3 separate regions of the Homo sapiens genome follow, and all the other regions are linked to region 2. Evidence: read pairs that join two places in POLR2A ChIA-PET (ENCODE). Cell type or tissue: HepG2. All regions are shown on one strand. Links, peaks and the distances in the headings refer to the core of each region. The heading gives the core; the rest is flanking DNA.

Region 1 (8,079 bases), core at 1,932-6,931, 130 kb before region 2:
TCACTGATACACACCCTCCTGCTGTTCAGTGAAGCTGTGTGGGTGTGGAGCTTGAAGCTACGCAGCCATCTCCCAACCACACTGGAAAGCCAGCGGAATCACAGAGAAGTAACCACGGAGATGCTAAACTGACATCCCTAGAGGTCAGGTTCCATCTCTGCAGAGTGACATCTCAAATTTGCCAACACAGAGACGGCCTCTTTGCCTCGTGGAGGAAATGTTTTCCCCTGTTTCTGTCCACGGGTGCCACTGCCTTCCTATCACCAACCTCCTCGACATGTGGCCTCTCATGAATTCTAAAAGCCTCTTTAAAGTGTGCATTCATTTGTCTGTCATTTATTCACTGGGTCTTTGCTGAACTGGGCTTTTAGAGCAATTAAGCACAGTCTCTTCCCTCTAGGGGTGTTCTTTTGGGGAACAATGGTGGTTTTGCTGTGGCTGAAGCAAGTCTCTGGCACGGCCTGAGGGAAGGAGGCATCCAGATGAGGCAGAGCTGTCCCTGGAGTTAGGCTGTGGAGGGCCGGGAAAGTCAGGCCCAGGGGATAAGGCCAGAGCTGATGGGCAGTGAGAGGCTGTCAGAGGCTGAGTCAAGGGGAAGGGTCTCTCTAGCCATGAAAGTGGTTTCTGTATGTGACCAGGACTGAGTGACAGTGTGAAGAAAATGTGGCTGGGTGGGGTGAGAGAGAGAGATCCTAATATTGCATAATACTGCATATTTTTCTCTGGGTCACATAGTTATCCAGCAATATAAATAATCCACTATACCCAACAAACAACAAAACACCTCATCCAACATGCTTTATAAAGCTGCCTCTAGAAACTCCATAAATGTATGAGGCAGAACTCTGCAGATAGATGAAAACCACGCCCTGCCAGAAGATGAGTGAGCTGAACATTCATTGAACAACCCTCTCATGATGTCCTAGAGAGGTGAGACAAGTGTAAAAGAACATCCAGCTTCACAGACTCATGACCAGATAGAGGAAATCAATATGCTCCCTCTGCTATCATAGAATCACAGAATGCTGTAGACTGAAGGGCAGAAACCATAGACATTTAGCCCCTACGGTTCTGAAGGCTGCGGGGATGGTGGCGGGGGCAGGGAGGGAGGGAGATATCTTGCACCTCTTTCTCTTTTTATAAGGCCATTAGTCCCATCATGACCTAATCTAACCCTAATTTCTTCCAAAGGCCCCACCTCCAAATACTATTACACAGAGGTTTAGGGCTTCAACATGAATTCTGAGGGGGCACATTCAGTCCATAGCATGAGGCCCACCAGAAACAGCTGGGACCTGCCCAAAGCCACAGGAAGCTGTTGGCTACTCGACCATCTCCCAGTTCCCAACGTGGTGGAGTTTGACATGTACTTCAACACAAGGTTTCTCAATCTCAGCGCGATTGACTTTTGGGCCAGATCCTTCCATGCCGTGCGGGCTGCCCTGTGCATTTTAGGAGGTACAGCAGCATCCCTGGCCTCCATCCATGAGACACTAGTAGCACCACCCTCACCACCAAGTCACGATGATCAAAAATGTCCCCTGACATTGATAAATGTTTCCAGGGGGCAAAATTACCCTCAGTTGAGAACTACTGGACTAACTTCTGGATTAAATTCAAGGAAAACTCAATTGAACTGCTTGATAGCAGTTCAAGACTCAAGCCAAATGTGGTCTTTTTTTCTGTACAGCTTCCCCCAACTCTCTTTCCCAGGTCAGAGTAGTTGACCTTATATCTTACGACCTCCTCTGACCTTATGTCCATCATAGATAGGATTGATCCTGTCACATCCTTACAATTCTTTAGTGTTTTATGTGCCACAATAAACTGTAGGCTCTTTGAGGACAGGATTGTGATTTTTTTTTTTTTTTTGAGATGGAGTCTGGCTCTGTCACCTAGGCTGGTGTACAGTGGTGCAATCTCTGCTCACTGCAACCTCTGCCTCCCAGGTTCAAGCGATTCTTCTGACTCAGCCTCCCAAGTAGCTGGGATTACAGGTGTGTGCCACCACGCCTGGCTAATTTTTGTACTTTTGGTAGAGATGAGATTTCACCCTGTTGGCCAGGCTGGTCTTGAACTCCTGACCTCAAGTGATCCACCCGCCTCGGCTTCCCAAAGTGCTGGGATTACAGGCATGAACCACCACACCTAGCTGTGAATTATTTCTTTCTTTATTTTATTTTATTTTTTTTTTGGTATCATAATATTTATTCTTATATGTATCGAAACTCATACTGAACAATGTGCTCTGGGTTGCAAAACAGGGTTTATTTCTCGAACTTATCTGTAAGTCTGGTTGTGGATTATTTCTCTTTGGAATCCTCAGTGCATGGAACAGCACCTGGAACACGAGGAAGGTGTGAGCGGGTGGATTCATTCCACACCCTCAAGACCCTCCTAGCCTGGACACAGTATGTTTTCATTTCATGCCGCCTGACCCCATAGTCTCCCAAAGGCCCGACCCACCAGCCATCCCTGAAGGCCTACCATTCACCAAATATGCCTTGGCCTTGCCCAGTCTACATCTTGCTAGTACCTTCCTTTTCTTGAAATTTCCTTCATACTCACTTCACCCTGTCCAATTCCTAAAATCCTCACATTCTCCAAGGCCCATCTCCAGTGCCTCTTCTCCTAGGAAGAATTTTCCAAACCTTCTAATTAAAAATAATCAACCATCCATGCCTCCCCCATTACCCCAGCCCCTGCTCTCAAAGTGCTTTTTAATTCTGTTATAACCATTTCCGGATACATTCTGTGTCCCTTACTAGACAGCGAACTCCCCAAAGGCAAGAACTGTCATGATCTATTTCCATATCTTCCACGGAGCCTAGCAGAGGCCTGGCACACAACAAACATCACTCAAATCTAATTCAGGTCTCCGAGAGAGGCCAGGCCAGCGGGCGATGGTAAACGTGTGCCTGACTGATTCCTCCTTCAGTGCCTTCAAGAGAAAGATAGTCATTACTGGAAAACATGGTTCATAATACTGTTTGCAAAAGGAAACTGCCCTACAAAATCATTATTCTTGATGAAAAAATGGGTCTGTTTTTTTTCTTGAGAATAGATATCAATCCTAAGTGAAGGATTTAGCCAGAAGGTGAGAGGGAGTCCTCTGAGGCCTGTTAGACCAACACTGGGGCCACACAAGACTACATATGTCCAAGGAGACACAATCTTCAGTTCTTAAGAATTTAAAGTCAAGTGTTGCAGTCTCTTCTGACAGCAAGCTCATTCCGGCCTTCTGGAAAACAAATGCTGGCAATCACATCCATCGTTAATAATTCATAATTAGAAATATTATTAATTGGGGCTGTTATTTCAGTAGCTCTTCTAAAGGAGAAATGCCTAAGTGTCTGGATTTTGAGGTAATTATTGGTACTGACTATTACACTAGACTTTAGAAATGATAAAGCATTCACTACCTAGCAACTTCCCTGACTCCCTCTTACAGCCATATGAGACAGGCAGACAGAATGGGGAGGCCCTCAACAAGTGCCCAGTGTCACTCAATGGCTGGCTGAGACTCTGCCACCATCCCTGTGTGGGTGAGCTGCTCCCAGCCCTCCCTACGAGGGAGGGGGAAAGAGGAGGCCTATTCACACCACAGCCTTGATGGCAGCTGCTGGAAAGGTGGGCTGAGTACTCGGTGAGAATAAGCCCAGGAGGGACAAAGCCTGCCCTTCTTTCTTTAGACAAATGAGCTCCAGAAAGTCCTGAGGCTACAGGAGGAAAGTCACTGGAACCAAGAGATCAGCAGCAAGTTTTATGGGGCTTGGAGGCCACTCATCTCCAGCAGGGTGACTGGCTGGGCCCGGAAGGAAGCAGCCGTTCCAGTAGCAGCCGTGGCCAGTCTGCAGGGCCTCAGGAGTCTACTGCTCATGAGTGGGGAAGTGGTGGGGGCGACAGGGAGATAACGGGGACCCCAGAGCCAGATGCGGCCTGGACACAGCTGCAGGTTGGCCTTGGACAGCTGAGCAGGTTATGCACTGAACAAGGGGCCCTGGCAGCATGGGAAGGGGTAACCCGAGCCTTGGTTTCTCACTGGCAAAAAAATGTGTAATGTGAACCAGTGGAGGCCCTGGCATGGGTGGGGTAGCTGATGCACCCACACAGTGAGGTGTCCCGGGTTCCTGCCCTCCCACACGCACAAACAAACCTCTCCCTTAGTGACTCAGGTGCCAAAAATGATAATTTGGCCCTCTTTTTGGAGTAAGGCATGAAGCCCCTTATTAAAATGCAAAAGCCATTGTCAGTCATTACCACCTTATGGATTAACCAGCGAAGAACAGAGAAGGGTGGCTGGGCACCGGCAGGGCTGTGAGGAGAAAGGAGTAGTGGGAAAGCCAGCTCCAGAAAGAGGATAGAGGTGAACGGGCATCGCTCATTTGTGCCACTCCTACAACCCAGAAGGTACATAACATACATCCGCTCTTCATTCTCACAGCAACCCTCAGGGAAGGCTCTGTTACACCGTTTGATGGAAGTTCAGAAAGACCAAGGTCGCCCAGCGAATACAGGGCAGAATCCACTTCCTACTCAGATTGTTCAGATCCAAGCTCCATGACCTCTGCACTGTGCTGTTTCCCGGCAGGGCCTCTGCGTCAGAGGCGATGGGGTTGAAAGGCACAAGGCTGATAACCATGTTTATTAGGGTATTCCTGGGGCAGCCCATAGGTGACAAGGACTCTGGCTGGGGATAGCCTGATGCTGTAGACACCATTCAGATCCCTGTTTCCCCAGGTGACAGAACAGAATTTAAGCCACACACCCAAGATCTCCCCAGCACGCAGGTGGTGGAATGGGGATTTGAACCCATGGTGTGAATCAACAATTATCTCAACATTGAAAAGTTTAATTAAAAAATAAACAAAGGCTGGGTGCAGTGGCTCACACCTGTAATCCCAGCACTTTGGGAAGCTGAGGCGGGCAGGTCATGAGGTCAGGAGATCAAGACCATCCTGGCTAACACGGTGAAACCCCATTTCTACTAAAAATACAAAAAATTAGCCTGGCATGGTGGCACACACCTGTAGTCCCAGTTATTTGGGAGGCTGAGGCAGGAGAATCGTTTGAACCCAGGAGGCGGAGGTTGCAGTGAGCGAAGATCGCACCACTGCACTCCAGCCTAGGCGACAGAGTGAGACTCCACCTCAAAAAAAATAAAATAAAATAAACAAAGTACAACTGCACCCTTTAAAATCAAGGCCTCACTCTGACCAGCCCCCTTGCTAAATCCATACCCCGGAATGACAGAAGGGACCCAATGCACAGTAATCTGTGCAGCTCAGATTCCATCCTTCCTTCACTCCACAAATACTTTTTGAGCATTTCCTGTGTGCCAAGGTATTTTCTAGTGAAACAAAATCCTACAAATGGCAGATCAGAAGGCTGGGTGGGAGGGACCGTTTATGAATTAAGGACAATCAGCCCTGGGTGTAACTGGCAGTCTCCACCACCTACCAGGGGAAGGGCAGAGGGCAGCTGGGAAGAAGAGGGGCTATGCAGTCAAGCAGGCCTGCGGAGAGCATGTCAGTGTGGTTCCTTACTTCCCGTGTGTTCTCTTGTGCGTGTTCCTTCATTTCTTCAAGTCTCAGTTCCCTCATCTGCAAAACACGGACCACAGTTCTGGCACACAAGGTGTTATGGGGATCCCATCAGATGCCCGCCTGTGTGTACATGGGCGAGTGGGAGTAGGCACAAATGTAAGATGTCATCACTGTTAGGATCCCACAGGAGAACTCCAACTGGGGCCCAGGGCAGTCTCTGGCACCCCCCAACACATCCTCTTCAGAAGGATGCCAGGTCAATGCTTCTGAAAGAAACACCTGACCCTTCAGTGGCTGCCCTTCCAGACTCTTTGCACAATGCCTAAGGCCCTTCAACTGCTCACTATTCCCAGATGCACCATACTTTCTTTGCACATCTCAGCCTTGGCTGTTTCTCCAACAGTCTCTTCTTCAGAAAGCCTTTTCTCATCCTGAATCTTGGTTGGGGCCACCCCATTCTGTGCCTCCATACTTCCTGAGTGTATCGTGTTATGCTGTCATTGTAGGTTTCATCTCTTGTCCCCTGGACTCTATATGGGCTCCATGAGGAAAGCAGCCATATGCTGTCCATTATTTGTACCCTCGGGGCCAAAAGTTGTGCTAGGCAGTGGGAGATGCAGGTAAGTCCAGTGAAGAGGGCACTTTCATTCTCTGTTCTGTACAACTTTTAAAGCAACATTGACTTTGGTAGTTGGTTTATTTTTTTTTTTAGAGTTGGGATCTTGCTCTGTCACCCAGACTGGAGTGCAGTGGCGTAATCATGGCTCCCTGAAGCCTCTAATTCCTGGGCTCAAGTGATTCTTTCACCTCAGCCTCCAGAGTAGCTGGGATTCCAGGCCCCCACCATTCCCATGGCCAGCCTGTAGTTCTTATGTCAACGTCATAAAATTGGGGGAACATTTTCAATGTTCCAATAGCATCTGTAAAATCCACGATGAGGTCCTTTCTATTCCCTGTATTTCAGCTTCCTGATTTGTAATCACGGTGGCTTCATCTCAAAGCCTCCTCTAGCCAGACATTCTGGGATTCTGGGATCTCATGAGAGGCCAAAACTTTGGCCTTCAAAGAAGTCAAAGTGTTTTGAAGGCCAGGGTGGTTGATTGCGCGCTCTCTGCCTAGAGGAGAACTGAGCAGCCCCACCCCCTACCACATGCCTTGCAGAGCCCCTTCGTGAGTAATATCCACCCCACCCACACCCACATCAGGCTTGGTCACATGACCTGCTTTGCCAGTGGAACATGAGCAGAAGTGATGCTATCACATCTAACAGAGGTTGCGAGATTCACTGCCTGGTTTGGCCATTTCTTTGTTTTCCCCTCTGCCACAAAATCAAGATCAGGGGCTATACTTTCAGCCTCAGAATGAGAAAGTACTGGATCAGAGCCTCAGCTGACTTGATGACCTAAAAAACAATAATAAAAAAATTGTTTTCATTTTGTATTTATTTATTTATTTTACAGACAGGGTCTCACACTGTTACCCAGGCTACATTGCAGTGGCAAGGTCAGAGCTCACTGCAACCTCAAACTCCTGGGCTTAAGTGATCCTCTTGCCTTAACCTCCCAAAGAATAGCTGGGACTACAGGCATGTAGCATCATGCCCAGCTAGTGTTTTCTCTTATTGTTTGTAGAGGCAGGGGTCTCCTTATGTTCCCTAGGCTGGTCTTGAACTCCTGGCTTCAAGAGATCTCCCTCCTCAGCCTCTCAAAGCTCTCAGATTTCAGGCATGAGCCCCTGCACCCTGCATTTTTTTTTATAGTCCACTGACATTTTGATGGTATTTGTTACTAACGATAGTCTAACAAAAGCTGACTGATACAGCTTTAATTTGCATTGCTTAAAGAAAATACCACTGGTACTAAAATGAAATGTAATCATAGTTTGAACCTTTAGGTTCACGTCAAGGTTGGGATATAATAATGACTAAGCAAATCCTCCAATCATTCCAAGGCTTTGTGTCATGTGATGCTCAGCACTGTGGATACAGATATGAAAAGTCTCCCTGCCCTCTCTCATGTGTCTCTCAGTGTGAGTTATGGCTAATCATTTGATCAATTTATTCCATAATTTTTTTTTTGAGATGGAGTTTCGTTTTTGTTGCCCAGGCTGGAATGCAGTGGCACAATCTCAGCTCACTGCAATCTCCACCTCCTGGGTTCAAGTGATTCTTCTGTGTCAGCCTCCCAAGTAGCTGGGATTACAGGCACCCACCACCACGGCAGGCTAATTTTTGTATTTTTAGTAGAGACGGGGTTTCACCATATTGGTCAGGCTGATCTCAAACTCCTGACCTCAGGTGATCCACCTGCCTCAGCCTCCCAAAGTTATGGGATTACAGGCGTGAGCCACCGTGAGTGGCCTATTCCATAAATATTTATTGAGCATATACTACAGGCTTAACATTGTTTTAGGTGCTAGGGCTGCAGCAGTGAACAAGGCGAAGTGTCTGCCCCATTGGAACTTATGAGTTGGGGATGCTTACACTCAAGGAGGCATATTTAGGAGGTCACGATCACTAAGTACTGTCTAAGGT
Region 2 (8,079 bases), core at 2,093-7,092:
GAACCAAGTCTGACAGTCCCATGTGTGTCCCTCACCCAGTGGCCAACAAAAGAATGGTTTAGGCTTCCTCAGCTATCGAAGGAGGCCATTCACCAGGCTCCCTGGCTTGGGCTTGACGTTGGCTCCCATTCCCAGTTCATCCCAGAGTCTACACAGAGTGTCTACCCAGCAGCTCCATCCCTTTTCCAGCCCTGTGATCTGCCTTGGACCTTTCTGAACTAGGCTCACTCAATTTGACCTTCAGGATGATGTAGGGCCCCCTGGAATTCAGCATCTTCCCTCCCAGCCTCTTCGGGTGCCCATCCTGCCCAGCCCTCCTCGCTGGCCCCAGCAAGAGACAGATTTGAAAAGTCAGAACTGAAGAGAAGGACATTTAGGACATGCCCCAGAGAGTCCTGGCCTTCCTTCTCCTCCGGGAAGTAGACGACCTACTCACCCATCTTCAAAATCCTCATCATCTCATCCTTGAGGCTATTTTCCACAATGAACGTTGGAGATCACGTTTGTCATGAGTTGATGGTTTCTAGGGTGATTTTTCCCTTGAGAAAATCTTGACTTCCTTACACAGGAGCTGGCTGTGTGTGGTGCAAAGGGAAGAGAGAGATGCATTGCTAAAGAGTAGAACAGATATCTTTGACGCAGAAAATGAATCCCTGGCCTGTGCAGGAAAATGAGAAAAGACAGGGAAATGGAAACCTTCCTCCCAAATATCCCAGGACCCCCGAGTATCTGCTAGCAGCCAAGCAGCCATGCGGCCTGTGTCTCCACTGAGCTCTAGGAGAGACCCTCAGGGCTGCTCTAGGGGAGAGATTCCAGCCAAGCTGCCAATAGTAGCATTAGTGTCAGCCCTCCCAGCTTTCTCCTCTTTTGTGCAGGTAAAGGAATCACCCGTCATCTCTACTACCCTTCACTGAACCCTTTTCTTCCTTATCATGCCACCCTAGGGGCTTAAAATCTCTGCCATAAGAGTCAGAACCCCCTTCTGCGTGTCTCAGAGCCCCTCCCCATTGCCTGTTCCAGCCTGCTGTCCTTTGGCTCAAACCTTTGTGCCCACTGACCTCTGCTGTGCTCATCAGCTTCCAGCACCTGCCTTACACTTGCTCTGTCTCTATTGCTTTTTTGTACCCATTTAGCTGATTGACTGGCCTCTGCCCTTCCTCCAGGACAGGATGGCTTAGCTTTGCGAAGCCTCTGCGGGGAAGGAGCCCACATGAGCCAGATGCACACCTGCCTGGGCAGTGCGTCCTGCCTCTGATGGGCCAGGCCTTCACTCTGCCAGGGCCCTGATCTTAGCTGTGACCAGCCACCCCACAACCTACACCATTGTAGACACATAGTGGCCAGCGTGGACTGCAGCAGCTGCTTAGCAGTTGTCTGGGCCCATTAGACTCCTCCCTCTATCTGAGGCTCTCCAGACTTGGGTCCAGGGCCTGACAGTCTAACCACAGTCATCTGTTCTGCATGTAGCAGAACAACCACCTTCTAGAAATGTAAAAATATCTTTACCTTCCATTTATTGGACTATTTTCTTGTCTCCAACTACAACAAGGAAAGGAGCCAAAGAGGACCACTCGAGTGACATCCCTGGTGTATACACTGGAAAAGCGATAATAAGCAGAGCGTGGACCACTCCGGATCTCACTGTCGATGGCCCTCTCCCAGCCCTGCACTCCCACAGAAGTTGGGTAAACCTCTGTCAAACACCCATCAGACGTTAATGTCACATTAATTTTGCACATGATGGTCTCTCCTTCTAGAATTTAAGTTTTTTAAGGGTAGGGAATGTATCTTCACCCATTCTTGTATTCCTTCAGGCATTCATGTTATCAGTCAACAGCATTTACTGAGCACCTGCTTTATGCCCAGGCCCTGCCCTAGACCCCGGGATGCAAAGATAAATAAGATATAGCCCAGGCTCATGCCTGTCATCCCAGCACTTTGGGAGGCTGAGGCGGGTGGATCGAAAGGTCAAGAGATCGAGACCATCCTGGACAATATGGTGAAACCCGTCTCTACTAACAATACAAAAATTAGCTGGGCGTGGTGGTGCGCACCTGTAGTCCCAGCTACTCGGGCGGCTGAGGCAGGAGAATCACTTGAAGCCAGGAGGCGGAGGTTGCAGTGAACCAAGATCGCGCCACCACACTCCAGCGTGGCGACAGATAAATAATATACTGTCCCTGTCCTTGAGGCTCCCAGTCCAGTGATTGGTAAATAGATGTTTATGACTCAGCATGACAAATTCAATAATAGAAAAATGCAGAGGACAATGTGAGTTAAAAGGAAGAAGCATTTTCCCCATTTCAAGAGGTCAAAAAACACATCACAGAGAAGGAGGTTTCTAAACTGGGCTTTGAAGGATGACTAGGAGTTCTTTGGGCCAGAAAGACATTGCAGAAGTGAACACGTACCAACATCATTGATAAAACCTCAGCAATTGTTGTGGTTCCTGGCACATAGAAAATTCTCAGGAAAAGTTGCTGAGTTGTACTAAGTGAGAATATCGTGACTGACGGAAACCCAGTCCAAGGACTGGGGAAAGAGGGCCCCATCCTAGCTCCTCTGCCTCAAACCTGGAGACACATTGAAGTCATTTGGAAAGTGTGAGAAAACACTGATGTTCCAGTGTCACTCCCCACCGCCCCCACCCCAGAGATCCTCATATAATTGGCCGGAGAGGCTGCCTGGTCTTTGAGACTCTTAAAAGCTCCCCAGGTGATTCCAATAGGCTGCCTTGTTTGAGAACCACTGATGTAGACCAGTGCTTCTCAAACTTAATGTGCAAATAGATGCAGGCAATCTTGTTAAAATGCAGATTCTGACACAGCAAGATGGGCCTGAGAATCTTCATTTCTAACTAGCCCCTGGTAACACCGCTGCTGCTGGTCCTGGGACCACCATTTGAGTAGCGAGGCTCTCTGAGGCTTAATGCCCAAAGGCAATTCAGCTGGCCTCAGCAATGTGCCTGCATGCAGCGGTGATATTCCAAATCCGAAGGGAAGGGTACATGTGGGGGCACCAAGTGCCCAGAATGGATGTAGCGGCCACAGGTCTGAAGGCTCTGCTGCCCCTGGTGTGAGTTAACTTAGTTGTGGGTGGGGAAGATGTTAGGGGGAGGGCTGGGCAGTCAAGGCCACAGGGGGTGCCTGGGAGAGGTGGGGACAGCAGCCTGTTTACCCACCTCCCTGTTGTAAGAGCTGACATCGAATACCGGTGTCTACCAGCTGGCTGTCCCCCCACCCACGGCCTGCACCCAAGGCCGAGGAACAGCCAAGAAGGCCTGGCGAGCAGCATCCTACGGAGAGGACAGCGAGGAGGCCGCCTTGGCAGGAGCTGCCTGCTGGATAAACATTGTTCTGTTTTTTTCTTTTTTCTCTTCAAACAAGCCCTTCTCAGCACTGGCCACATCATCCTAAACAAGGCCTCTCAGTGCTGTTGACACAAAGGCAGAGACGGTGTCATTCCAGCCCAGAGATAAAACTCGGATCCTCCCACAATGGTGGGCACTTCGTCTCGGGAAGAACACCAGTGAATCAGGAAATTCAGCAAGCTGGGTCTAAGCCCTGCCCTCAGGCTAGGCTCAGGTTTTTTGTTGGTTTGGGTGGATTTCTTCCTCCCCAAAGCTCTGCTTGTTTCATGTGCCTGGTCAGCAGATATGTCAGCCCCAGACAATGGCCTCTTTCTGCAGACAATGGTCAGCATGAGGAATGTCGCAGGAGGGCAGGGCTTGGGGAGGGACAATCCCGCTTTCAGAAGTCAGTGGCCGAGTGGGTGCTGCAGGGAGGGTCCTGCTGTCACCAGGGCAGCCTCCTCAAAGGCACCATTTATAGGACCTGCAGCCCCAGAAAAGTGGAAGCTTTGGGCAGCAGCAGAATCAGAGAGCAGCTCCCTCGCCCGCTGCTCCCGGCAGACTCGCCCTGCCTGCTTTATCGGCCTCCCGAGGCTCCTGCAACCACAATTCCTACCATGCAGACTTTGTTTAATGAAAAAACAAATAGTTACCCCCAAATTAGACCGAGGCCTGCTGTTCCCTCAGCCGCGCCTCCTGCAGTACCCAGCCTGTGCCTCATTGGCCGGCTCTCCAGAAAAGAAAGGGCTCATTCATCCCCAAAGGTGGAAACTCGCCTTCTCCCAGGGAAATTGTGTAACCGTTTTGTAGTGGAACCGACTACAGGCCTCAAGGTCTTTTGCAAAAAGAAAAACAGATAAGGGGGCGGTGGCGGGAGCCAATGCTGGCTGTCTTAGATTTGCTCATTGCAGAATGATTTTCTGACAGAGATCATAGGCCCACAAGTCACATCAGCTGGTCCCTGGATTTCAAGGATCCTCACTGTGATTGGAAAATTAAGTGATAGCCATGCATGCATGCATTTATTCATTCATTCCTCCAGCACAATGTATGGCACATAATAGATGCTTAGTAAACATGTGTTGAATGAATGAAATGTTTTGTAATATCTGATTCTATCTCTCCATGCTCAGAAAACCTTCAACAGCTCCCTATTGCCTATATTATCAATTTAATCTTTCTTAGCATAGCTTACCACTTGTAACTGGACCCTCAAATACCTCTCCAACCCTACAACCTCCACATGCTCCCAATCCCACCCCTCCAACACGCACATATGCTGCCTACTGTTTCTTGAACCAAACCATTGTTGTGTGAGCCTCTAGGCCTTAGTCCCAGCTGTCTCTTAACCTCAAGGCCCTTTCCAAGCTTCTTGTAGGGATCTGGTGAGTTCCTCTCCCATGAGACTCAAGCCAGTGTTTACTCCTCCTCTTAAAAGCCATCGCTAAATATAAAAAATTAGCCGGGCGTGGTGGGGAGCGCCTGTAGTCTCAGCTACTCAGGAGGCTGAGGCAGGAGAATGGCGTGAACCCGGGAGGCGGAGCTTGCAGTGAGCTGAGATCGAGCCACTGCACTCCAGCCTGGGGGACAGAGCGAGACTCCATCTCAAAAAAAAAAAAAAAAGCCATCGCCAAAGTGTCAGGCTCCATAGCCTCACTCTTGTTCATGGCCCTATCATGACACTTGCCACTCTTCCTTCTATCTTCCTGTTGCAACCATGCTGTGCACTTCTTGAGAGTGAGAACTGAGTCTGACTTACCTCCATATGCCCAGTGGGGGCCCAGGGTCCAGTCCATCATAGATCCTCAGTAACTACAGAGACCAACTAGTCCTGGTTTGCCCAGGACATTCCTTGTCTTAGCACTGAAAGTCCCACATCCCGGGACACCCCTTAGTCCTAGACAAACTGGAACTGTTTGTCCTCACATCAGTAAATGAGTAGTGAATGAATAATGCCTAGGTCTCTATTCATTAGTTCATTCACTTAACACACATGTAGTAAAAATCTGTGAGCCAGGTCCCATGCTCATACAGTTAGAGGGTGTTTCTAAACAGCTTCATGGCCCAGCATTGCAAAAGGACAGCTCTTTGGGGTTGAGTTAGCCTCAAGTCCATGGGGCACCTTTCCTAGATTCCTGTTTATCTCCTCCGCTATCTCTTCCAGTATCCACACCACGTTGTTTACAATGCATCTGTTGACATCTGCCTTATCTCCCTGGATTTGCTCTGGGCCTCCCTGGGTCTACTGCCCTCAGAAAGGACGAGCCCTCTAGCCTGACAGAGGAATTCCTAGCTAAGGTTTTATAAGTCAAAAGACCCACACTGGAGCTTGGGTCCCAGGGCAGCCCCCAGCCCTGGGCCCTCAGAACGAGAGCGATTGCAGCCAGGACGCATGTGTCTGCCCAGCCGTCCTCAGACCCTGGGGCTGCTTGGACCCATCTGTTTCCCAGTTCTAGGTCAAATCAAGCTGAGAAAGGATCAGGCTTCATTTGACCTGAGATGGCTGGAGCATCTGGCTGCTCCCTCTACCTCCCCCACCCTGGCGAGATGAGCCTAAGTCCCCCATCCCCCTCGGTGGGCTCTCGGAGACGCCATCTTTTCCCTGGTGATTTCAGGGCTTCTGGGAAGTGTGACCCAATAGAGGCCACAAAGACAGACACATGTGGCTTGAATCCCAGCTCAACTACTTAGCTGAGTGGCTCTAGGTAAATTCCTTAACCTCTCCACGCTGTCTCATTTAAGCAGGGATATTGATAATGCTCACTTTGCAACATTGTTATAAAGACTATAGAAGATTTACCAGGTGTCCAGCTCCCTGTCCAGCGCACAGTAGGCGCTCCAACAAGCAAACAGAATCAACAACCATTTGCAGTTAGTTCATTCAGCACCTTAGAACCAGGCCTGTACCTTTTGGCATCTCGCTCTGCTAGAGAAGGGCTAGTATCACTCACCAAGTCCTTCCTTATTTAAGATGTGCTCCCCTCTAAGAGGAAGGCCCAAGCTGCAGAAGCTGCTTCTAACCAAGATGATGAATAAAAGTTGTTCCTTCAAATTGGAAAGTTCCTAAGAATCTTTGGTTAACGAAGGACAAGAAAAACAAATATTAACAGATGGATTTCTTTTTAATCCGTGCGCTAAAACCGCACAATAGAAATGTTGAAAGTCTCCAACTGTTGATTTGAAAGCCCGGCATGAAGGTAAATACGAGGCACCTTGATATGTGACCATTTGGAGGTCACACTTCGAAGAAGCTATAGTCAAAAAGCCCTCTCCTTCCGCATGTTGAAATGATTTTCTTTCATCAAAAAAGCAACGGCCTGGCTCTCCAGGAAGCAGAGCCTGTGAGTTGTGTGCATAATGGACAGTCACCCTTTTAAAATACACATGAATTTAACCAACCTGCGTCATCCACGTTGCCTCCACTGCCTTTGCCTGTCATCTGGACAATTCTTAGCTCACCTTCCAGTTTCCACCTTTCCATATAATCTTAATGTCCCTATTTATTTCTTGCTTGTTTCTATGAACACTTTTTTTATTACATCAAAATTAATAGATTTGCACCACAAGAAGTCAGCACTACTGAACGGCAAAACTATGATATTTTTGGAAAGCCCCTCCAAGTTTTGCCTTGTTTCTCAGCAGTAGCCCTGAATTAATTACTTTAGGGAAATCTTTTGATCACAACTTTGCATGTATGTGTCTGGACTCACATACATTTAAGAATGTGCTGGCATGAGCGCACCCAGGCACATAAAAAGGATGAATATCCTAATGGTCAAGTCATTGTACAGCAGATGTGACACAGGCAACTCTGCACATCAATAGCAGGTTGCTTTCTATTGTATTCTATCTTTTTAAAAGTCAGGTTGGAGAAACACTGGAAATTAATTGGGATAGCCATAAAGACAACATTTGAAACATTACTGCACATGCCATACCCATTTTTCCCAATTAGTCTTTTGAAATATATGCTTTTATTCCTAATTTCTGAGTAATTGTCCACTTTGGAACTCCTACAAAGTGGGTAGGTATTTAAGAACCATGATGACCTATAACCTTTGACCCAAGGTGATCTTTACTGGGGGGACCCGTGAAAGATTGATTTGAGCAGAGCTGAGTTAGACAAACAAGCCATTCACATAACTTCAAATCTGGAGGCAAATCAGGTAAAAATGTGAGCAACCTTTGTGGCCTGGAATTTCCTGTCCCCATAGTTAGAAATTAGGACAATACTCCTAGCTTCGGCAAGTATTGATGAAGAAGTTTCTATATCTTCTTCAAATAGCCCCATAGAATGATCCAATAGGGCATCTAGGTCCCGTCAATGGCTGAGCTGCTTTCCTGCCAAATACCTTTGAAAAGGAACCCAAAGGGGTGCCTTTCACATAATTTAGAGCAACAGCTCTTAATATTTCCATCACAAGCACTCCTTTAAAAAAAAAATCTTTTCTCCAAAGAGCCCAGTTTTGGGGAGACTCTATTAAACAAACTACACTAACTTGTTTTCCAAATTTTCTGTCATCAAAACACAGGAAATTGCATGAAAGCTTCTGATGGAGTTGAGGTCACTGGAGCTGCCACATGGTGAGGACATGATTACAACCAGAGAAAAACTGGTCAGTGCTTTGTGCCCCGGTGAGGCTGAGTAAAGGCTTTTTTTTTTTTTTTTTTAGATGAAGTCTCTCTCTGTTTCCCAGGCTGGAGTGCAGTGGCACAATCTTGGCTGACTG
Region 3 (8,079 bases), core at 1,932-6,931, 360 kb before region 2:
AGCCATGAGAGTTGATTCCTCAAAAAGTTGCCAGTGATGTGGGTGGTGGAGGAGGGATGGGTGCCTTCCAGGCTGGCTTAGGAGCAAGTATGAACGTGTGAGCTATCTCTAGACATTCTCAAAAGACCCATCCAGCCAAAGATGGATGCCAGGGAGGTCAGTGAGATCCTGGGACACTTTTCAGGGCCCTGTGGATCCCTTTAAGGATTTTGAACTTTGTCTTTAAACACTTTGTCTTAAAACAAAGCCACTGGACGTTGTGGGTAAGCGAGTGGGAGGTGTTGGGATGACCTCCATGTTTCTAGTTTGGGAACTAGCAGAGTCGTGTACTATGTCTTGAAATGAACGGTTCAGAGGAAGCATCACATTTTGGAGGGCAGATGGTGAGTTTGGGATACCCAGGGGTGTACTGGTTTCCTACTACTGATGTAAAAAATTACCACAAACTAAGTGGCTTAAAACCACTCATATTGATTATTGTACAGTTTTGAAGATCAGAAGTGTGACATAGTCTTAGGCTAAAACCAAGGGGCTGGCAGAGTTGAATTCCTTCTGGAATTGAGTTGTATTCCACAGGGGCATTTGTCCCTTTTCTTCTCTATCTTCTAGGGTCTGCCCACATTCCTTGGCTCATGACCCTTCACCACTCCGACCTCTGCTTCTGTCATCACATCTCCTCTGACTCTGACCCTTTTGCCTCCCTCTTCTGTGGTTCCTTGTGATGCCCTTGGGCTCACCTGGATAATCCAGGACCATCGCCTTGTCTCAAGATCCTTAACTTAATCACATTGGCAAGGTGTCTTTTGCTATGTAAAGATAACTTATTCACAGGTTTTGAGGACTAAGACATGGACATCTTTGAGGGGAAGCGTTGGTCAGTCTATCAGGTAGAGTTAGGAGTTAATTTGATATGTAATCTGGAGCTCAGAAAAGAATGTACATTAGAGATATAATTTGGAAGTTACTGGTTTCAGTGAAATAATTGAGTCATGTTGGTAGGCAAGATAACCCAGTACAATAGCTCCAAGTAAGATAAGTGAGGTGCAAACTAAGCATTGAGGTCCTCCTTCAAGTCCATAAAGTCATGCAGAGGAAGAAAAGCAAGCAACAGGGAAGTTGATATCTCTTGGGGTTCCTTCCTCAAAGTTCTCAGGGACTTGTGTTATATCCATACCTCCAACTTCCCAGGGCCAAGTTCCTGACTGGTCATACTACAGATTCCCACAGGCTGCCTGCCAAAAGAGAGCTCCAGCAGGGACCAGAGCCCATGCAGGGATCTCACTGCACTCTGCTTTGTAGTCAATCACTTGCCTTTGCTTGTCTTTCTCCCAACCCACCAGCAGGGTTGGAGATGTCCTTCTTAGACCCCCAGGCACATCCATAGAACAATGAGTCTAAAGGTCTCCTGTTCTGACTGTCTGGGTCTCCAGCCCCGAGCAAATGCTGAGAGTCATTAGCCCAGATTTTCCAATCTGCTATGCTGCTGGCTTTTGAATCTTAGTCCTTACATGAATGTTGAAGTTTTTAGAAAAGAAAGCATGAAACAGGCATGAAACACCTGGGATCACTTTCCCAGCCCTAGAAATACCAGGACTTGAGGTGAGTGCCTCTTAGAGTTTCTAATTAATAAAATAATATTTCTTGCTGTGGGGGTGTAATACAGGAAAACCTCTTGCCCAAGAGGTGACCCAGGCAGGAAATGTAAATAATTTCGAGAGTTGTAGATATAGTCCTAGCTGACAGTCTGGCTGGAAGTCAGTGAGGCAAGGTGTGGAACATAGGGATAGTCTTAGTCTTGAAGGGGAGGTGTGGTCTGCAAGCCATGTGCTATCAATCTGCAATGAGATAAGTACATATATTGAGAGTAAGCATTCAGAAGAGTTTTCCAGAAATTGATATGGTCATGACGTCAAAGTGCATAATCATTTTTCTAGTAATTCATTTTGATTACATTTTATAAAAGTATCCATTTACAACAGAATTTTTAAGAACCTGATCCTTCCTTAGAGATCATTTGACAAACACAGGTATAGAGGATTTCCACAGCCCATCCCTCCAAATTTGACCCTTGTGCAGAGGGAGCACAGAGGTGATTTGTCCAGTGGGAGTGGGGAGCGGGGCATTTAGTAGAGATTGTGCTGATGTTACAACTCAAACCCTAAGAATTCATTTGGCTGGGGTCTAGCTTCAGCTTCATGGCACACTGATGCATGGTAGTAAATGGTGACCCTTATTACATGCCTGTTTTAGCAGGGGGAAAAGTAAATGCACCCTTCTGTACAGTATTTCAGAAGGAAGGACCAATCATTGTTATTACTGACTGGCCGGTCCAGAATTTGGAACTTGCTTTCCTCAGGTTTTTGCTCATGCTGTTCCTCCCACCCAGCAAGCTCTTCCTAAACCATCTCCTATCACCATGATGATTTCTGCATTCATTTCAGAGTTAGGCTCTGCATTTATTCCTGAGGCGTCTCTCCTGCCTGTCCCCTCCACTCAGCCAAGTTCTTCATGGCTACTTGCATGTCTCCTGGATCACACAGCTAACTGTGCAATTCGTTGTTTAATTTTATAGTTTCACTAAACTGTGAGTTTCCTTGGTACAAAGCTCTAATCTTTCTTCACTGTTAGGTCCTCATAGCCCAGCACCCTGCTAGGCACACACACACTAGGTATTTAATACATATTTGTGAGCAAAGGAATGGATGGATAAATAAGAAATGAATGAGTTAATGAATTGATATTTTAATAGCCTCTTCCCCATAGTTGGAAGTTCTGCTTAGCAGTCTATTCTCTCACTTTTCTATCTCTTCCATACATTTCAGTGCTGGCTTTGCCAACACTGAAAGAAAACAGTCGACAGGCTAAAGTTCCAACTCCTTGCCAGCAGATCCTTATGCCACGCTGTCATGGGAAATCTCGACCCCTTGCCACCCCCTTCTGCACCCCTGGCCCTGTGTGTTCACCTCTAGGGAGATTCAAAGAGGGTGAGCGGCAGCGGTCATAATCACTTGCTATCATAATGTAAATTTGCAAACCTATGTAATGTACCAATCTAATTTCCTTTGAAAAACATATACCCAGATAGTCTTTAAGTTGTGAACAATGTTTTGTTTCATTTTGCAGATATTTAAGAAATGTGAAGCAGGAATTGTTAATAACAGGAGGAAAAGAGTGGCCTCTTGTGTAAAGCCCGGAGTGCTGAGCTTGTGTGTGCATGCATTTACCGCCATTAATGATAATAGGAGTTAGGTGCATAATGGGTGTTCCTGTAAATCTATCCAGAGGATAATATACCCCTTAATTTAAAATAGCTGATAAAGTGTGAATAAAGGCCTCTCATCTTTACAACTTCTCATTTCTATTAAGAAAGGAATCACATAACATTTTAGGGCTCTCAACTAATTAACTGTGCATATGGATTTGGAGGGCACGTGCTTTGTGCACAATAGACTATTCCCCCATCTACATTCATAGGCGGCGGAAGCTCTGGGGCTGAGAACCCTGGATGTGATTGAACTTCATAGCACCGGCTTTGATTGGAAGGGGTTGTCTGCTTACCGCTTGTCAAAGGAGAGGAATCGCTAAATCAGCGGTAGGGACGGAAGGAATGGGAACTGAGGCAAACAAGAGAGCTAAAGAAAAGAGATTACATCCTTTGGAAGATTCTAAGTGTCTGCTACATTGCCTTGAAAATCTAACACATGCTGGGAGACCCTGAAACCTGTTCATAGTGGCAATTCTACTGTAAAACCTACTTCTTAGAGATCAACCATATGAAAATCTGGCTGTTTGGAACGTAGAATGTGCAAAAAAGAACAAAAAAATTTGATTCAACATAAACACATAAAAAGGTCTATGTGCTTTCCACTTGCTATATTGTATTTTATTTGTGATCCACCCAGCTCTTGATGTGTGCCAGGCCCTTCTGGCTAATGTCGACATTAGTTGATGTTTGGTCTTTAGCTGTGACATATATAATTAACAAACAAGATAAATATACACTTTGCCATTCTGATATAAGTGGTGTAATTAGATATTTCTCCTTACATTCCTTCCTTAGAGAGATATTCACAATCAGCAAAAGGATGATTAAAACAACAAACCGATACATTTCCAGAATTCAACAAAAGAAACAATTTCTGTAAAAGCCACTAATTCAAAACCAAAGAAATTGTTTGATATGAACACTTAGTAAGCACTCAATGAAGATGTGTTCAATTAAATGGAATTGAATTGAAAATTCAAAGGAATCATTCATATTCAATTCAAAACAGTGCTTTTCAAATGTCAGGAAGTTGGAAGCTACTCCTTTATTCACAATTTCCATGTAGTTTAGAAAAAAAAAAGTATTTGTCTTCTATTATTTCTTATTCTTCCCTATGTAATTAGAGGAAGGCTATAAAGTCTTATTAAGACAATCTCTAGACTTTTTAAATTACATGAACAATATAAAGCAAATAGGCCCTTTTAGGGAGAGGGATTTTTTTAAAGATTTGCATTTCCAGCAGAGCCATGAGTAACAGAGCCAGTGTCAAGGAGAGTGGATGCCACCAGCGTTCAATGAAGAAATTGTATGATCTGCCATTTAGCAATTTCACTTCTGTGTCTTTTTTCTCTTCCCTAAACCTACACCCCCAACTCAGTTTCTTTTTTTTTCCTCTGTTGCTGATCCAGATGCTCCAAAGAAATCAATATTTGTTGATTTTAGGACACAGGCAGTAAATCTGGAGTATTTTCAGCTTGAAGGTGTTTCTCTCTAACCCTGCTGAATAACATGGTGACTTTGCTACTCAGAGTTTAGGTGAGGCAACATGTGACTCCAAGGCATGTCTGTAAAAATGTCCATGGAGCAAGAAGGAGACTCATAACGTTGCTTTTTCAAAGTGCAATAAAACACCCAAATCTACCAAGAGCTAGTGGGCCCTTGCACATGACAATTAAACATTAACAGCCCCAGGGCCCTGGGAGCAGGGCCCAGCAACCCTTTGAAGCCCTGTTTGCCAATTAAACACCGTCTGACATTCGAGTCAAGGTGGCAGGGATCCAAAGCAGAGATAGGAACGTCAACCACTTCAGGGGCATTCATTAGCTCCCCAGACATTCCTGGCGTGGCCTGTTTCTTTACTATTGCCAAATCCACACCCTGCTCTGGAACTCAGGGGCTCTGAGAAAGTTTACTCAGATAAGCTTATTATGGAAATAGCACTTTGTCACCGTTTACTACTCACTCCTTGTTCAATTATCTTTTATCTGTTTAGAGTATTTGCCAGCTCTCCCAAGGTTCCCTGGGATGAGGCCACTGGATTGAAAGTCCTCACTGGGGCTGTAGAAGGGGTAGGGGGAGGTACCACTCTGTGCTTGCCTTTCTGGTCCAAGAATGCTGAGCTCTCTCCAGCATTTTGGAAACTGCTAAGAGGGTACTAGTAAAAGATCTTGTATTTTCTGATCATGGGAAAAACTGCCCAACCTTGAGACAGAGACCTAGGTATCCTGAGGCCCCACAGTCAGCAGAAAGAAGGATGGTGTGTCATTTTGATTATAATAGTGAGCATTTAATGCATATTACTAGGGCAGAATGATGAGCAGGGAATTTCACCTACTCCCTACCACCATTCATATTAGACGCTCTCTCTCCGAATTTATGCATAGCTTTGGAACCAATATAATTGAGGTTTTTGTTGGTGAGCCTCAGTCAAATCCCAGTCGCCACCATCACCACGGTTCCTATTGAGTCATCTGGTCTATTATCGTTGTGGAGTACCATTTTTGTATTTTAATGCCTTCAGATTGAATGACTTCTCTATGGTGAACTCATCCCAGATGTCAGGATGCATGTTGCATTTTTGCTGCTGTGATGGTTTTAAAATATGCCCATAAGTTCTTTGATACTCCTCCCATCAAAAGGTAGAGATTAATTACCTTTCCTCTGAGTATGAGCTGAAATTACTGACTCACTTCTAACCAACAGAATGTAGTGGCATCCAAATTTAGGTAATACAGGTCATTGAAGCTTCTGTCCTGCTCTTTCTCTCTTATTGCTGGCTCTAGTGGAAGCCACTACCAAGCCATAAGGAAATGCAAGAAGCCCTGTGGAGAGGTCCCTGTGGAGAGGTTCACATGGGGAAGAACTGAGGCCTTCTGCCAAAGTCCATGCAACCGAGCTTAGATGCAGATCCTGCAGCCCCACACAAGCCTTAGATGGTTTGTCCCAGTTGACAGCTTCAGTGCAATCTCAGCAGAGTCAGGACCACTCAGCTGATCTGCTCCCAAATTTGGGATAATTTGTTACGCAGCAATAGATAACTAATATACCTGCCTCAACTAATTGCCAAGGAACTGCAAAAGGATCCCAGGCAAGAGTCACCAGACCTTGTTGTTTACAGGCTGTGTGACCTTGGAAGATTTACTCACCTGCTCTGGACTTCAGATTTCTCTGTTGATACTTGCTGTTCTAGTTGATGTGAGAGTCAGTGAAGTGTTTTTGAGAAATTAAGAGTTCTCTGATATCATAATTGTATTGTTGTCCAGAATATCTTCTTCTGCAGTGATTCCCCCTCTTGCTTTCATGCTTCAGCTAAATTAACCATTTCTCCTCAAAAGAGGCAGCTTCACTTTTGCCCTGTGTAGAATGTCCTCTCCCTATTCTAATTATCTAAAAAATGAAATATCTCTGTGCATAATGTGCTCAGCTGTTCACCTGCAGCACAATGTCTTTCTGTTCATTCTTCCTTCTAACAGAACCCAGATCACTTTCAGAAAGTCACCTGCTCCCAAGCTACTCCTTATCCCCAGTTCTAAGAGGAAACTTTGATCGATTCAAGCCAATCAGAGTTATCTCCCTCCCTTTGTCAGTGACTGGTTTAGTATCTGTCATGTAATGCAATTCTGGCCAATGCTCTGGGGGAATTCTGGGAATGTTTTTCTTGCTTCAGAGAATGAGAAAAAGACGTTTTTGTTCTTCCCCTGGGCCTTCATCCTGTCTGGATTTGGCTCCTGGGACTTCCGTGTCATTGTACTGCAACCCAAAACTCAGAGGGTGCAGCTGAGAGTCATTGCAGAGAAGTGGAGCTGGAGTCCTGGCCCCACGGCACCATAAGCCCGCCCCTGTAAGAAACTCTTAGTACTTGGGACTGCTTTCCTGCCAGAGCCAGTTTGAGTAAGGATGACCTACTGTGGTTAAATCAGGCTTCAGAGCCAGGGCAAATCTCATCTCCTGCAAGATGCCTGCATGGGCCCACCCACCCTTGAAGGCTTTTCTCAGCTTAGAGGTCCTGTGCCTCTGCCTGGGTGGGCAGCTCCAGTGGTCATCACTGGATGCACACAGCTTTGTTCCAGTATTCAATATCAATGCATCACACCCTCACTTACCACTGCACCCACCACACTGAGAGCCTCATGGAGAAAGGGCAGATTATTAGTGTCTGAATTCCCCATACCAGCACCAATCCTGCACATGAATATGTTCAGTAAGCCCAAAAGGTTCTGTTGAACCTTCCTCTAACCCAGTGGGTACCTACTGACCTAACAGTTCCATAACTTAGGAAGGCACACAAATGATTCCTCACATAATATGCATCATTTGTTCTGTGATATTGGTTTCTCTGTCTATTCGGAGAAGCAGCTGGGATTTTTTTTAATTGCCATATATTAATTACTTCATTATAAATGGATGAATCCAGGCAACAAAGCCACTTACTTTCTGTTCAAAGCCTCTATTGGTTATTTATTCTTAACTATGTGAGTTGAAAATTATAATCTACCTACAACATGTGAGAATTGAGTAAGATAATGCATGCCAAAACCCATAGCATAGTGCATGGGAAGCAATCAGAGATCTATGAATTGCAGGGGTTCTACAAAGTGAATGATGCCTAAATAGTAAATACTAGTGCAAATCTAGATAAATCAATGGAAAGAGAGAGCCTGTTCACAGGGATTAGTACTAAGCAATGAACTATCCAGATCTTCACTAAGAAGGGTAATTAATTGTGGGGAGTGACTGAGACTTTATTGGAAGACATGAAAGGCTGACATGTATCATTGCCCTATTCTTTGTAACTTCAATTGAAGGTTTTACTC

The links. Peaks named below come from ENCODE experiments on the same cell type or tissue, not always from the same donor. Only the 100,000 strongest peaks of a DNase experiment are listed, where the experiment ranks them.
Region 1: POLR2A ChIA-PET joins it to region 2 with 6 read pairs; 1 of 35 experiments calls an interaction of 5 or more read pairs at or near these places.
Region 3: POLR2A ChIA-PET joins it to region 2 with 7 read pairs; 1 of 35 experiments calls an interaction of 5 or more read pairs at or near these places.

The regions. Positions count from the first base shown.
Region 1 is chr2:16,193,419-16,201,497 of GRCh38, reverse strand. It overlaps the pseudogene LOC124900535. Among named protein-coding and RNA genes, the nearest start is that of GACAT3, 150 kb to the right of the region's middle. RefSeq lists an enhancer at 3,545-4,744. In HepG2, for the core only: no CTCF peak of the experiment used is centred there; a DNase peak (open chromatin) is centred at 4,527.
Region 2 is chr2:16,065,800-16,073,878 of GRCh38, reverse strand. It overlaps GACAT3 (gastric cancer associated transcript 3), which reads right to left. Exons shown (of 4, transcript NR_126559.1): 2 at 437-575. Among named protein-coding and RNA genes, the nearest start is that of GACAT3, 19 kb to the right of the region's middle. In HepG2, for the core only: no CTCF peak of the experiment used is centred there; DNase peaks (open chromatin) are centred at 3,438, 3,748, 4,128 and 5,518; H3K4me3 peaks cover 1,779 bases.
Region 3 is chr2:16,422,863-16,430,941 of GRCh38, reverse strand. The region is part of intron 2 of LOC107985855 (a long non-coding RNA gene); the gene reads right to left. Among named protein-coding and RNA genes, the nearest start is that of CYRIA, 240 kb to the left of the region's middle. In HepG2, for the core only: no CTCF peak of the experiment used is centred there; a DNase peak (open chromatin) is centred at 5,051.